Linked DNA regions of Homo sapiens: region 1 is linked to region 2. Evidence: chromatin contacts called from ENCODE POLR2A ChIA-PET data. All regions are on one chromosome and are shown on one strand. The core of a region is the stretch at or near the end of the contact, and the rest is flanking DNA. Distances in the headings are between cores, read along the strand shown. Region 1 overlaps C1orf21 (chromosome 1 open reading frame 21). Region 2 overlaps C1orf21 (chromosome 1 open reading frame 21).

What was found. ChIA-PET counts read pairs that join two places held with the same protein, here RNA polymerase II (POLR2A).
Region 1: POLR2A ChIA-PET joins it to region 2 with 18 read pairs in activated T-cell. The contact joins two enhancer-like sites. POLR2A ChIA-PET finds 5 or more read pairs at or near these places in 3 of 52 experiments (AG04450, GM12878 and activated T-cell).

What each region holds. Positions count from the first base shown.
Region 1 is chr1:184,596,511-184,603,369 of GRCh38, forward strand. It overlaps C1orf21 (chromosome 1 open reading frame 21), which reads left to right. Exons shown (of 6, transcript NM_030806.4): 5 at 1,891-1,951. Among named protein-coding and RNA genes, the nearest start is that of EDEM3, 150 kb to the right of the region's middle. Within about 2 kb of position 1,359, at least 2 of the 41 ENCODE cell types and tissues checked have a DNase peak (open chromatin) inside an H3K27ac peak, as active enhancers do.
Region 2 is chr1:184,560,577-184,567,714 of GRCh38, forward strand. The region is part of intron 3 of C1orf21 (chromosome 1 open reading frame 21); the gene reads left to right. It also overlaps the pseudogene LOC100129573. Among named protein-coding and RNA genes, the nearest start is that of C1orf21, 180 kb to the left of the region's middle. Within about 2 kb of position 1,936, at least 3 of the 41 ENCODE cell types and tissues checked have a DNase peak (open chromatin) inside an H3K27ac peak, as active enhancers do.

The sequences.
Region 1 (6,859 bases), core at 109-2,608, 35 kb after region 2:
TTTCTAGGGCAACATTTCTGGGGCAACATATACATACGGTTATCTATCCAGTTACCTATATTAAGAGAAAGAGATCTGGCCAGGCGCAGTGGCTTACGCCTATAATCCAAGCACTTTAGGAGGCCGAGGTGAGTGGATCACCTGAGGTCAGGTGTTCAAGACTAGCCTGGCCAACATGGTGAAACCTCATCTATACTAAAAATACAAAAAATTAGCTGTACGTGGTGGCTCACGCCTGCAGTCCCAACTACTCGGGAGGCTGAGGCAGGAGAATTGCTTGAACCCAGGAGGCAGAAGTTGCAGTGAGCTGGGATCGCACCACTGTACTCCAGCCTGGGCGAAAGTGCGAGACGACTCTGTCTCAAAAAAAAAAAAAAAGAAAGAAAGAAAAGAAAAGAAAGAAGTGTTTATGAGAGAGATCCTCTATTATAAGAATATGAAATTTAGAAAGATTTGCATCCAACGTGGCTCAAATAAAAAATGTTTTGGTGCTTGAGACGGTGAAAACATAAGGAACCTGGGAAAACTCAGCTATGCAAACTGGCTTTTCTGCCCAGGATCCTACAGAGAGGAGACAGTTTAATGTACTCTCATCATCCCAGATTCTGTTCTGCCTTTCAAACCTGCAATAAGAGAGGGCGTGTTTCCCAAACAAAACGTTTACCTTATTTGAATGATCAGATAAAGGGCAGTAAAATTACGTGATATATGTGAAAGTGCTTTGTAAACCATGACAATTGATTAATGGAATCAGATATGTACATTGTTTTCCTTTGATAACCGAGTTAATGTCATTGCTCACAGATTTTAATGTTGCTTTTATACAGAGGGGACCCCCTCTGAGCCTCAGGCCCCACTGTCTGTCACAGGAGGCCTGGAGGGTTTCAGGTCACTTGTGCCCCTCCTTGTGGCCCCTAAAGGATAAGGCATGATGGTAAAGGGTACATTTCACCACACTTGGATATGAAGGGAAGAAGCCATTCCAGAGCCCACCCCCAGCCCCCTCCTTCAGACAGGACAACCAGTAGGCACTGATAGTAACTAAAGGAAACTCTGTGTGATAACGTGTCTTATCCAGCATCCTTCACCTCCTTGAAACACCCACAGCTATCTGCTAGGTAGAAGCAACCGTCATTAAGACCATGGCCCATTAAGACTAAGTCCTATACTGCCCCATGCTCTTCCCATATGTAATTCATCCCTGCTGTCCTTACCATCTTATTTTGTCCCCACCAGCCTTGTCAGCCGTCTCACTAAGAAGGCTGTTAAAAGTCACAGGACAGGAAACACAGAGCAAGTGCTGCTCAGACATGCGTCCTCCCACGTTCCAGTGGAATTGTGTTTTCAGAGGTGTATCTGCTGCCACCAGTGCAGAAAGTGCTCAGTAGTAATATCAGGTCATCTGTATGTCCTCAGCTTGTTTGCCACCGGCCCACACCCATAGTCAGCTGGAGATCATGCTGATACTGATAACCTTTGTAAAATATATATTTCAATACAATAACTAGGATACATTTTCTTTTTTATTTTTTTCAATACACTGTTGAAATATGCCTTATGCTGCTTGCTCATGCTTTTTTTTTAAATCACAAATGTGTATCTGAAGAAACAATTTGGCATTCAGCTCCTAGTAACATTACTATAAATAGCATCTGTACATTGAAAGGAAATTGTCTTCCTTTAAGTCATAGGCACTGATAGACAATTATGAAACACATTTGCAGGATTACTGTACTGTTTATCCTTAATGTAACTTCAGAGTATTTCAGTGGAAAAGTCTGCAATAAATAAATGTCTTCCCCAAAGTTTGGGGACTCTGCATTTTTCCTTTGAGGGGACCAGGTTTAGCAAAGCACTAAAATATGCACTTAACTACCCTTTGTTTTTCAGCATGCACATCTCTGAAAGCCAACAAGAATTCTTCAGAATGCTGGATGAAAAAATTGAAAAGGTAAGAAGTGAAATAAATAACCTACATGTTTCAAGGGAAGTATAGTAATGGCTTCATATGTGAGGGCAATAACATTCTTGTTTCTATGTCATAAAGCTATTTTTGTGAAGGTTTGGGTGGAGAGTTAAATAAAAGTCACCGCCCTTCCAAAATAAAGTGCATGTGAGAATGTTTAAGGTATAATAGACACTCCCAGGACCCAGGACTGTCCTTGCCTATTAAAGTATGTGAAGTCAGTTGGAAAGCAATAAGCAGTCTTTTTTTCTAGACCGAGCATTCTGACCACTGCATGTCATTTTGCACCCAGTACCCTGCACTAACCTCCGACTGCAAGGGGGCCCATAGTACCTGCTGAAACCTATCGAGGGCCTATGCATGGCACTGATCTGAGTTCTTTGCAAGCATGTTATACCTAATTCAATTTATACTTAGGAAAATGGCATTGAGACAGATATTATCTACATTTTACAGAAGGAAACAGGCTCAGAATGCTTGAGTAATTTACCCAGATTTGCAAGGCTAATAGTGGACAAGTTGGAATTCCAGCCCAGGTCTGTCTGACTCCAAAGCAGTGTCTCCAAGTTGCTTCTCTGGTAGTGTGTGGGGATTTATACTGACAGTAAGATACAAAGTCGATCTGTCATAATTAAGAGTTTACATACTTACAGAATTTAAATTCATCTCTTCAAAGGGGTGAATCTTAAATGGTAAAGATACAAATCCGAGTATTATAATTTTTTTATTCTAAAGAAGAGTGAACTTCTAAGTTCAGAACATATCACACTATGGTTAAGGTGTGACAGGCTGATTTTTACCTTTGAAATCTTTCTGTTTTAATTTGTATTTGTTTTTTACTTTGTGTTGTCCTTTTATTTTAGTATTTATTTATGAATTTCTAAGCTATGATGTATATCACTCAACAGAAGATAATGAAGAAGGTCTTAAATTCATTAGTATTATTTAGCAGCAGATCCCACTTTGACATGGACCCTCTGAGAGAATAATTGTATCATCTTCTAAGCCACCATTAAAAGACCAGCAAAGGTCACCAATGCGAAAAATAGAGATGGATAATGAATTAAAATGAGAGTTAAATCTATAATGTTCCCTGGATGTAAATAAATAAATACTTGTTAAAGTATAATAATTTTTTTTTATTTTCAGTGGAATTGTGGCTTATGAATGACTTTTTAAGTTGGAAACTTCATCCAGGAACAGTTGCCAAGTTTCACATATTGGTTCAAAAGCTGTTCAATTTGTCAGTAACCTTTTTTAGTAAAGAGAAGCATAAAAAGAAATACAGGTTAAGTATCCCTAAATCGAAATCCAAAATGCTCCAAAATCTGTAACTTTTTGAGTGCAGACATGATGCTCGAGCATTTTCAATTTCTGGACTAGGGTTGTTCAACCAGTAAGTATATATAACACAGATATTCCAAAATTCGGAAACGTTTGAACTTCAAAACACTTCTGGCCGCAGGCATTTCAGATAAGGAATACTCAACCTGTATTTTCTTCCCACTGAAACGATGAAGATCTTTTCTTCCTTTCTTTATTTGGACTTCCCCCCACTAGCTTTTTGGCAAGAAAAAGATTTGCGTAGTAGTTAGGGGTAGATGGTAAAACTTGAAACCTGAATTTTAAGTTATCTTTTTAAACAACACTTACAAACACTTAAAATGATATAATCTATATCCAATGTGGGTTTTTTTTTTCTTTTTTTTGAGACGAGGTCTCACTTGTCACCCAGGCTGGAGTGCAGTGGTGCAATCTCAGCTCACTCTGGCCTCTGCCTCCCAGGTTCAAGTGATTCTCCTGCCTCAGCCTCCTGAGTAGCTGGGATCACAGGTGTGTGTCACCACGCCCAGCTAATTTTTGTATTTTTAGTAGAAACAGGGTTTCACTGTGTCAGCCAGGCTGGTCTCGAACTCCTGACATCAGGTGATCGACGCACCTCAGCCTCCCAAAGTGCTGGGATTATGGGCGTTGAGCCACCGTGCCTGGCCCAGTGTGTTTTGGTAATTGAAATTCTAACTCTTTTTACTCAGAATTGAAGTTCATTGCTCCCACCTGAAATCTGAGATCCCCTTTTGCTTTTGCATCCAGAATGTAGAGTACAACAAAATAAAGAGTAATCCAGAATGTAGAGTAAAACAAAAATAAAGTTTATAACTTGATCATTCGTTGGATGGAAGCTTCCCTGGACAAAAGAGCATTGGTAGATTCAACATAAACACTGTTTCCACTATTGAATACATTTACATTGGAAGAAGAGCTCCTATATCAGCCATGACAGGTACCCAGCTGTAGATTCTTACAGGCAATTTTCTCTCCTCTCTGAGCCATGCTTTCCTGCCTCTCCTCTCTTAAAGCTCATCCTTCCAAATATTTTGAATATGCTATCTTATGTGTCGTTTAAACATTAAGCCTCCAAAAATTAAAATGCTCCTCCTTAATATATGTGTTTGCTTAATGTAGTCTGCCATCGTTTATATAACCAAAATTGAAAGCTGGATTCTTCCAAATTTCTTCCAAATTGTTTTCCTGGTCATTTACCATTGCTAAATATTTATTTGGTCCAGGCTAGCATGAGGACAACCATAAATGCAAGTCAAATCTATTTAGATTTTACAGAGTTGGTTAAAAACAAAAAGAAGATTAAACTCACCTAGAGCTTCATGTTGAGAGATTTGAGTCATGCTGAGAGACCTTGAGTTTTAAGATTTCATCTCTCCCAGAAGTGACTAGTAATTCTTTTTTTCTCCCTTAAATTAATAAGAAGCAAAACTGACTAAACCTATGGAGATGTAAATGTGCCCTTCCTTGATGCAGCCTTTGCATTTATTGGATGTCTTTAGGGCATGGCTTGAATTTACCTTCTAACCTAATTTGTTATTGGATACCAAAAAACAAATTTCTGCTCTATCTCCCTCAAAATAGATGTAAAAGCACCATTAGTATACAGAAACCAGGACTGAAAGGTGGTTTCATATCTATAGTAAAACTTAATTTGCACATTTTGGACTACTCTAATTCAGAGATTGTCACAGTGCAGAGCTGCTGTTTACCTTTGCACCACAGCTGAACAAGTGGTTTTCTAAGAAGTTATGGTGATCAATAAAAAGCAGGTAGCAGAAATGCAATTTAAAAAAATGATTCAGCCAGGCGCGGTGGCTCACACCTGTAATCCCAGCACTTTGGGAGGCCAAGGTGGGCGGATCATGAGGTCAGGAGTTCAAGACCAGCCTGGCCAACGTGGTGAAACCTCATCTCTACTAAAGGTACAAAAATTAGCCGGGCGTGGTGGCACACGCCTGTAGTCTCAGCTACTCAGGAGGCTGAGGCAGGAAAATCACTTGAACTCGGGAGGTGGAAGTTGCAGTGAGCCGAGATCCTGCCACTGCACTCCAGCCTGGGTGACACAGCAAGACTCCATCTCAAAAAAAAAAATAATAAAATAAAATAAGATTCAGCACCTACTGAATACTACACTAAGCATTATGCTAGTTACTGAGGATACAAAATTAGATAGGAATTATAGAGTACAATATAAATAAATAGTAAACAGTCCATTGCTTTGACAAGTTCAATTTTAAAAGTGAATTTTAAAAAAATCTAATTATTTTTCTGATCAAGGAGTACTTCACCCATCACCACCACCACCATCCTCACCCTCACCCTGCTATTGTCACTGAGAGTGAGGTTCTCCTCCGTGGAACACAACTATTTGCCTTCTAAGCTGGTTCAGGGGTTGGAACTTCAGGTCCTTTAACCAGGGATTTGGGACTTGGTACCATTTCACATGCTGGTGGTGGGAGGCCACAACACTCTGCTGCGACCGGAGATGACCAAGAGAGACAGATTGTCAGGAGAGCAGTGAAAGTTCAAAGAAGCTTGTAATCTGATTTACTTTTGCTTTTCCTTTTGGAGAGTAAAAACACTGTGAACCAGTGGGAGCCACCTAATTTCTGTTCACCTCATTATTTTTTACTCTGCTATCTAACCATCGTTATTCCACTGGAATCTATAGTTACTATTGTAACTCATGATTCACAGGCTCCTAGAATCTTTTTTGAAGTGTTAGCATTTGCCTAACTTTGCAGCTTTAAGAAAATGACAGTTTTCTGTGGAGCAAAATAGTGATTTTAAACTTCATTTTTTCACTGTACCTAGAGAGGGAAGACAGTATCTAGATTAAAGTAGCCTGTGGAGGAGTTTCTGAATATAGCACCAAATACAGATGACATCAGATGTTAAGATATGCTTTCCACTATACATTCCAGTTTGTTTGTAAAAAGCAGAAAAAATAAATAAATTTTTTAGGTATCTGCAATAATAGTATCTTCTACAGGCAAAACAGGGATTTACATTTTGCTTTATGAAGATGTAAGACCCTAGCTGATGACCAGGGAGTCCTTGGCTTCCTCAAAGAGGATCCTGAATATTAAATAAAGAGTATCTTAGTACAATGTCACTTGCACCTGATTACTGTTTCTGATGAAAGGCTTCTTAAACTTTGTTGGGCCTTGTACATCTTTTTGGAGTCTTACAAAAGTTACAAAGACTCTCCCTATGAAAATGCACAAATCATATACACAAAACTTTTAAGTATAATTTCTGGGTTTTAAGACTCCATGGAGCCTGGCCATGGGCCCCAGGCAAAGAAACTTTGGATTTCTTTCTTATGTATTTTGCTGGTGTGCTTCCGTCAGATCCAGGGCCCAGCTGCAGTCATGAGCATGCATGAGCCTAGCTGGCGACCCTATCCATAGATAGTTGTGACTTTAAAGAGGATTAGGGAATTGAGTGCAGATGACACCATGCAAACTCATTCTTCTTCCTTTCTTATATCCCCTCCTTCCTGTCTGTAAAAATAGTTCACAGTCTCCTGAGGGAGAGCCATGAGCA
Region 2 (7,138 bases), core at 686-3,185:
TAGCTGAAAGAATCATTGTTAGGTACCTTTTCTGCAGGTAGAGAAACACCTCAAGTGGAGTGTGGGGGAGACGATCAGCTTCCTCCCAGCCATTGACCACAAACACTCCAGACCAGCAAGTCTGGAGGCCCCAAGAGCAGGCTCTCCAGAATCCTCCAATGTGACAGGCATGATCCCCAGCTTACCACCTCTAAAAGGTATCTGTCCCTGGCAAAGATGCCCCTATGAAATTAATTCTTCACTTTACATTGAATGATTCTTTGATCATGGATTAATGAGATGGTGACTAATGGCAGCTCTGAAATTGCCTGTTTTAATGAATCAATAGGAATTATTTTTAATTAGTACGCCAGTTATCTGTATGTAAATGATGCTCTCTGATGTGCTTAAGCCTTCTTGAAAGATTTATTTTCTGAATTCTGTTAAGACTCTTGTTTACAATGCTGTTGTGTTCTCTATGAGAAATCCTTTGCTAAGTAGAGGTATATTTCCAGCCTTTGTGGAATAATCCAGTTTTAGCAAGATCATCTTGACAAGGGCATTTACCATATTTAGAATAAATTGCAGGGCAGTGGATTTGCCTAGCCCAACCTAAGCCTGCCAGTGCCACAGCAAGAAGGCATTTTAATGTGTTGCAGAGCTGGTTCTCTCACCCAACCCACTGCCCTCCTCAAAGACACTCTGGTGTACAGCTCCCTCCTCCTCCTAATTTTAAGGCTTCAGGGTGGAGCCAGGGAAGGATACCTGCTGAACTTTGCCAAACCACCTTGAGCAGGGATATAGGTATAATCCTGGGCTGGTATAATCCAACAGATAGACTTTATCTGGATGACAGTGTGCTGTCAGTGATGAGATAAAGCCAAGACCTGGCATTTTAGGATCAGTAGATTTGAATCAAAGGACATACTCAGATCATGTGCCTTAGCCCCAGTACCTCTCAAAGTGTTTTCTCTCCTAAATCTTTTTAAGTTGCTCCCTGAAAAGCAACTTTTGATTCCAAAAGTCTGACTTTGTTGAACAGGTATGTTTCTAGGGTTGTTTGTTTGTTTGTTTGTTTTGAGTCAGAGTCTGGCTCTGTTGCCCAGGCTGGAATGCGATGGTGTGATCTTCGGCTCACTGCAAACTACACCTTCCGGGATCAAGTAATTCTCCTGCCTCAGCCTCCCAAGTAGGCGGGATTACAGGCGCCCACCACCATGCCTGGCTAATTTTTGTATTTTTAGTAGAGACGGGGTTTCACCATATTGGCCAGGCTAGTCTCTTGGCCAGGCTGGTCTCGAACTCCTGACATCATGATCCGCCCACCTTGGCCTCCCAAAGTGGGGTTTTTAAAAACATGTTCCTTTGGGCACTTCCCCCCACCCCCAGTTTTCTTTCTTTCTTTTTTAAAATTATCTAAGATCATTTTTCACCCACCAAAAGGCCTTTTTTAGGTTTTCTTTTTTTAGCCCGTGTACCAGAATAGTAGTTTCATTGTTGCCAACTGCAAAAGGACCTATGTGTTGTGGATGCTGCTGTAAGCTATTTCTAAGAACAAACTAAATGGTTCTAGAAAACTAGTACATGGAGTAACTCACATATTTTCATGGAAAGCAGGAAAACCCCTTTGCCCCAGTGTTCCAGCAGCTGTCAGATCTTCTAATCATAAGCAACAATTTTCCTGGACTTGAGAATGGAAAGAAAAAAATTATATTTGACTTAGTAATTTTCAAAGAGTAAATTATAACAAATGGTGTTAGGTTGTTCACTCCACCTTTTAAACAGCAGTTATATAGCAATATCTCTCCCCGTACCACAGGAATGTTCCCATAAACTTGGATAAACTACATAGGAAGTAGCTCACATTTTCATCTGCACAGTTTATCAGTCAACAAGTGTTCACTGAGTTCCTTTTGCCTGGCACAGCCCTAGCAGCTGCATGAAATATCTGAGCAGCGTGTAAAGACATTGCCTCCTACTTCAAGTCATTCACCCCATACGGGAGAAGCAATGTATGAAGCATCGAGGGAATAATTAAGGCAACATAGTGATATCTTGGTAAATTGTCATTTGTCTACACAGCGCCTTTCAGCACACACGAATGATTCTTCTTCATTTTCTTTTAAGAAGCAAGTATTAAAAGTGCTGCAAACTTGTAACTGCTGGACTTGATCATCTTTATTCATTCAAAAAATTTAAGCATTTACTACTAAAATTATTTTGTGTAGATGTAGGCACTGTTCTACAACAAGTAATTTTGTAGACCACTAATGAAAGTTCAGAGAAGGATATATATTTGCACGTGTGCTTAATTCCTAATTATATAGACTTTGGGGTAGTTCTGCCTATTGTGTGACCTTTTATGTTTACATCACATTTTCTATTTTTGACTGAGCCTACATGACCAAAGTTGTGTCAGTTCAGCATAAGTGGTGCTCTGCTTTCTAACCTTCCTAGTCCTGTGTATTTTCTGCATCATGATTTATTAACAAGTACTTAGGTCATTTAGCTGAATTGTGGAGCAAGAGAGTTAGAGCTAAGATTTCCTGATTGCCAAGGTTTTGGTTCTTTGCTTCCTCTATATTAGAGATTCTGTTAACTACTATGAGATGCACATCTTACCATCATCAATAATGCTCTAGAGACACTGCCTCTTTCTTTAGGTTTAACACCTATGTTGTGTTATCTTTTAATCAAGTTCTTAAATGTGATAGGAGAAAAAACAATGGGTGATAAATGCTTCTGCATGAATAAAAATTAACTGCACATGTAATGAATACAACTTATTTTAAAATGTCTTCTGCAGCAAAACATTGTGTTGGTTAAAAGTTACCAAGCTGAGGTTAAATGGGTTTTAATTAAAAATTACAAGCTCATCCTACCCCAAAGCACTACCACATGCAACTCTAAAAATACCAAATGGATAAAAACCTTAAAATTGTTCAACAGCTCCCCCTAGCATACATAATTTCAGGCCGTCAGACTAGAAAGCAAATTCTAGTTATCATTTTTTACATGTCTAGTTACATGGGCACCTTCTTGACATTATTCCTGAATTGAATGTCTGAAGGTAATTATAAGCAGAGAATAGTGTAATCTAGCAAAATGATTTCTTGTGAAAATATTTTCAAAATGATTTTACTTGAACTCTGGCTATCCTCTATCCATTGTCGCTGCTTTGGTTGGCTGGTTCGAGGAGATTTCTGTTTTCTTTTGGAACAAGCCATCTAGGAAAGAAAATACAAGGTTGGGGGAAGTTCTTAAAGAAGATTGTGGAAATCCACAAGGTGGACAGAGAATATTTAACTGTCTGGTGAATTTTAGGAACACAGTCTCAGGGGTTTGGGCTCTTGAGCAGTTTAACCACTCTGTGACCTAGTTTCCTCCTCTATAAAATCAAGAAATGCTAATAGTACTTATATCGTAAGGCTGTTGTGGTTACTATGCACAAAGTGAATTCTCAGAGGTGATCAACAGTCATTGTTAGCATTATTTCACCGTGGATGCTTGAATGAGGTCAGGATCTACAGCCTGCGCTCTGACATTGGAGATACCTGAATTCAAACCCTCTGAGAGACCTTAGGCAAATTGCTGAAACTTGGTTTCCTCATTTCTAACTAGAAGTAATAATAACAACTACTGCTTACTACTCTAGAGTTAGAATATATATGCAAAATACCTAGACTGGACTAGGTAGAAGAGATAGAACACAGCTGTTGGTCTTACAGAATAATAATAATAATTCTCCTTATTTACTTATTTATTTATTTTGAGACAAAGTCTTGCTCTGATGCCCAGGCTGGAGAGCAATGGCGTGATCTCAGCTCACTGCAACCTGCGCCTCCCAGGTTCAAGTGATCTCCTGCCTCAGCCTCCCAAGTAGTTGGGACTACAGGAATGCACCACCATGCCCGGCTGATTTTTGTATTTTTAGTAGAGACCAGGTTTCACCATGTTGGCCAGGCTGGTCTTGAACTCCTGACCTCAAGTGATCCAGCCTCAGCCTCCCAAAGTGCTGGGATTACAGGTGTGAGCCACCACACCTGGCCTAATAATAATAATTCTCTAAGGCTAAGAGAACAGGAGACAATAATACTATAACATTCTGTAAATTGGAAAGCTGAGAGAGTGAAGAGTTGCATTTCTTAGCAAACCCAAGAAAGCCAGTTATATGTAGAATGAACCAGAGGCTCAGGAATTGCTAGCACTAGGGATCTCTGGAAACCTTAGCTGGGGTCTTTTCTAATTCAGCTATCACAGGACACAGCGAGTCACCTCTGCCATGTTTCACCTGCTGCTTACACGGCACACAGTCCAGAATTAGAAGGTGAGGTTTGAAAATTCACCTGTTTTCGTTCTGCTACCTACAGAAGTTCCACAGTAGAAAGGAAGGAGACCTGGATCAAAGGATAGGCTTTAATTATGCCACTAACAGTATGAACTTCATCAAGTCCTTTACTCTCTCTAGACGTTAGTTACCACTGATGTAAAATGAAGGGCTAGACTAGACTACCCTTAAAAGTGCCATCCTTGCTGTCAAACCTCATGATGTTAGAACAAAAAAGTATTTCAGGACAAGACTCTGAGGTTGACCTGGTTACTTTTCAGAAGTGTGTGCACACACATATGCACACACATAATAAATTTAGAACAGAACAATATTGTATTCTGATATTATTCATGAGGATAATTAATAGTATCTAAGAATTATTGAATATCCACCATGTTCCAGGTACTTGCACTATCTTACTTAATCTCATTTGATATAATAATAGTGTTTTATGAGAGAAATTCTGTTATCTTCAGTCTACAGATTAAGAAACTAAGGCTCTAAGAGTTTAAGTTACTTACAGACTTTAGAAACATTAAGTGGCAGAGTCTAGCTTTTAAAGATCTGGCCACCTTCAGAGCCCTGGTTCTCTAGACCTCACCATGCACCTCTTTTCTGAACACTGGTGCTTCTCCAGAAAGGTCATCACATTCATTCCAGTTCCTATGATTGCTTTCAGTTTGTAGTATGACTTTATTACCTTCAACTGGAAAATTATTTGGGGTGTCCCCCTGTAAAGTGGATTGGCATTGGAATTATAAACAAGCCAAGTACCATATTTCTCTCACGAAGTCAGTTTCCTCTGAATTCTCAAAGTCCACAGGCATGTAAAAGGCCCTGCATGTGTGAAATTACACATTATTAAAGTCCTGCATATTAAACCTTTACAGGATCTGTAGTTTTCCATTGTGACCAAACTTATACAGATCACTGTTGTTCAATAGATTACATGGCCAATTGTCCTTGGGACTGCAGACTATTTATAAATCTACAAGTAAATATTTTAACCAATCTGTGTATGTAAATTTTCTGTTTAATGTTGATTTTTGAGTATAAAAATAAGGAGAGGACATTTAATGGATGGAATGAAAGAGATAATATATTAAAAGGGGAGGGGAAGCTTAGGGGAGGATGGGGGTGAGAACTTCCAACTTTTGTTGTACGTTGTTTAAAATTGTGGATTAGGGTTATGAATGCTTTTGAGGAAGGTCTCAAAAGAAGATCCCCCAGCAAAGTAGGGAAGGGTACTTCCCGATAGGAGTCGAGGTGCCCAGGCCAGCTGCTATACTGGCACTGGGAGGAGCCCCACGTTCTGCCGTACCTGCCCCCAGGTTGGCTGCATGTGCCAGGGAGTAGTAGAAGTGCCCTGCTCAACAGGAAATGACTCTTTCCCCGCCACAGTAAACTGGGCCATCTGCTGCCCTTTTGGTTTGCTGCCTCGATTTTGCAGGTTGGAGACATTAAGGCATGAAGAAACCAAGTGACACGCTTCAATTCAGAGCCTAAAGAAGAGTAGTGACACATGTCGGACAGCTGCCGTGTTCAGCACAGTCCAGAGCGCGCCATATATATGAACTTGTTGTTCTCACCTCAACCCTGAGAGGTGGATTTCAGTGTGTCTTTGGATGGCAAGCATTAAGAGAAGAGTCCTAACACACAGCCTCAGGTGCTTCCTCTCTATGGTGGGTTTCTTCTCCAAACCAAGACTGCTTCCCTGGTGTGCCATAAAACCACCAGGTTGGTCACAGCTCTTTTGGGGCATAGTATGTAAGGGAAATTTCACCCATGTGGTAGCCAAGAAGTGTCAAAAAGGACAAAAAAGTCAGAAGAAACCAAGCCATCTGGGACTACCAGATGATTCCTGGCAGGAAAGGCTGGCTGGTGTTGTGATGCTGCTCTGGAGGCTGAGCTATGAACAGCTCAAGGTGAAATTTTACAAAGACTAGAGTCTCACATCCAAATGCTCGATGGAGTCAATGTGACAACAGCTGCACCCAAATCTGAGGGGCTGTATTGTCTTCTCCATCCTATAATACCATCTCCTGTCATCAGCAGCTACAGAAATAAGTCCACCTTCTCTGTGAATCAGGGTCCAGATGGCAATCCAAAGACTGTGGAATATAACCTGGGAACTTGAAGAGACGGGAACATTGTCTGTGTACAGTCTAACCATCTGAAAAACATCCTTGAGAAAGACAGTCAGGTGGCACAGTACTATGAAGTATTCCTTCCACAGTCTCCAACAGAGCCCTGCCTTCTTCATGAAGGTGGTTACTGGTGTGAGCTCACAGTCCACACCAATAGCCTAAGGCACACAATGGCTGTCATCACATTCCATCCCCAGGAATTAAGTCCAGAGGAGCTCCATGTTCAGAAGGAGACTGTAAAGGAATTTTTCATTAAAGGTCCTGGAGCAGTCTGTGACTTGACTTCACCTGACTTCCAGGAAAGCAGGACCTGTTTCAGCCATCATCAGTCCACCTACCAGCTCTTGTTTGGGGAACCTCATATCTTTAAAGATCTCCTGGGCTTGAAGGTCTGCATCTCTCCAGATGCCTTTTTCCAGATTAACACTGCTGGTGCAGAGATGCTGTATTGGATTGTAGGGAAGCTGAGTGCAGTGAACTCTAACACCATCCTCCTTGACATCTGCTGTGGAACCGGTGTGATCAGCCTCCCTCTGGATCAGCTACATCGCAGGTCCTTGGGATTTCGTTGGTGGGGCAGGCAGTGGAGGATGCTAGGCAGACTGCAGCCTACAATGGCATCACCAGCTTTGAGTTTCATACTGGTCAAGCAGAGATTTTTCCAGGGCTGCTAAAGTCAAAG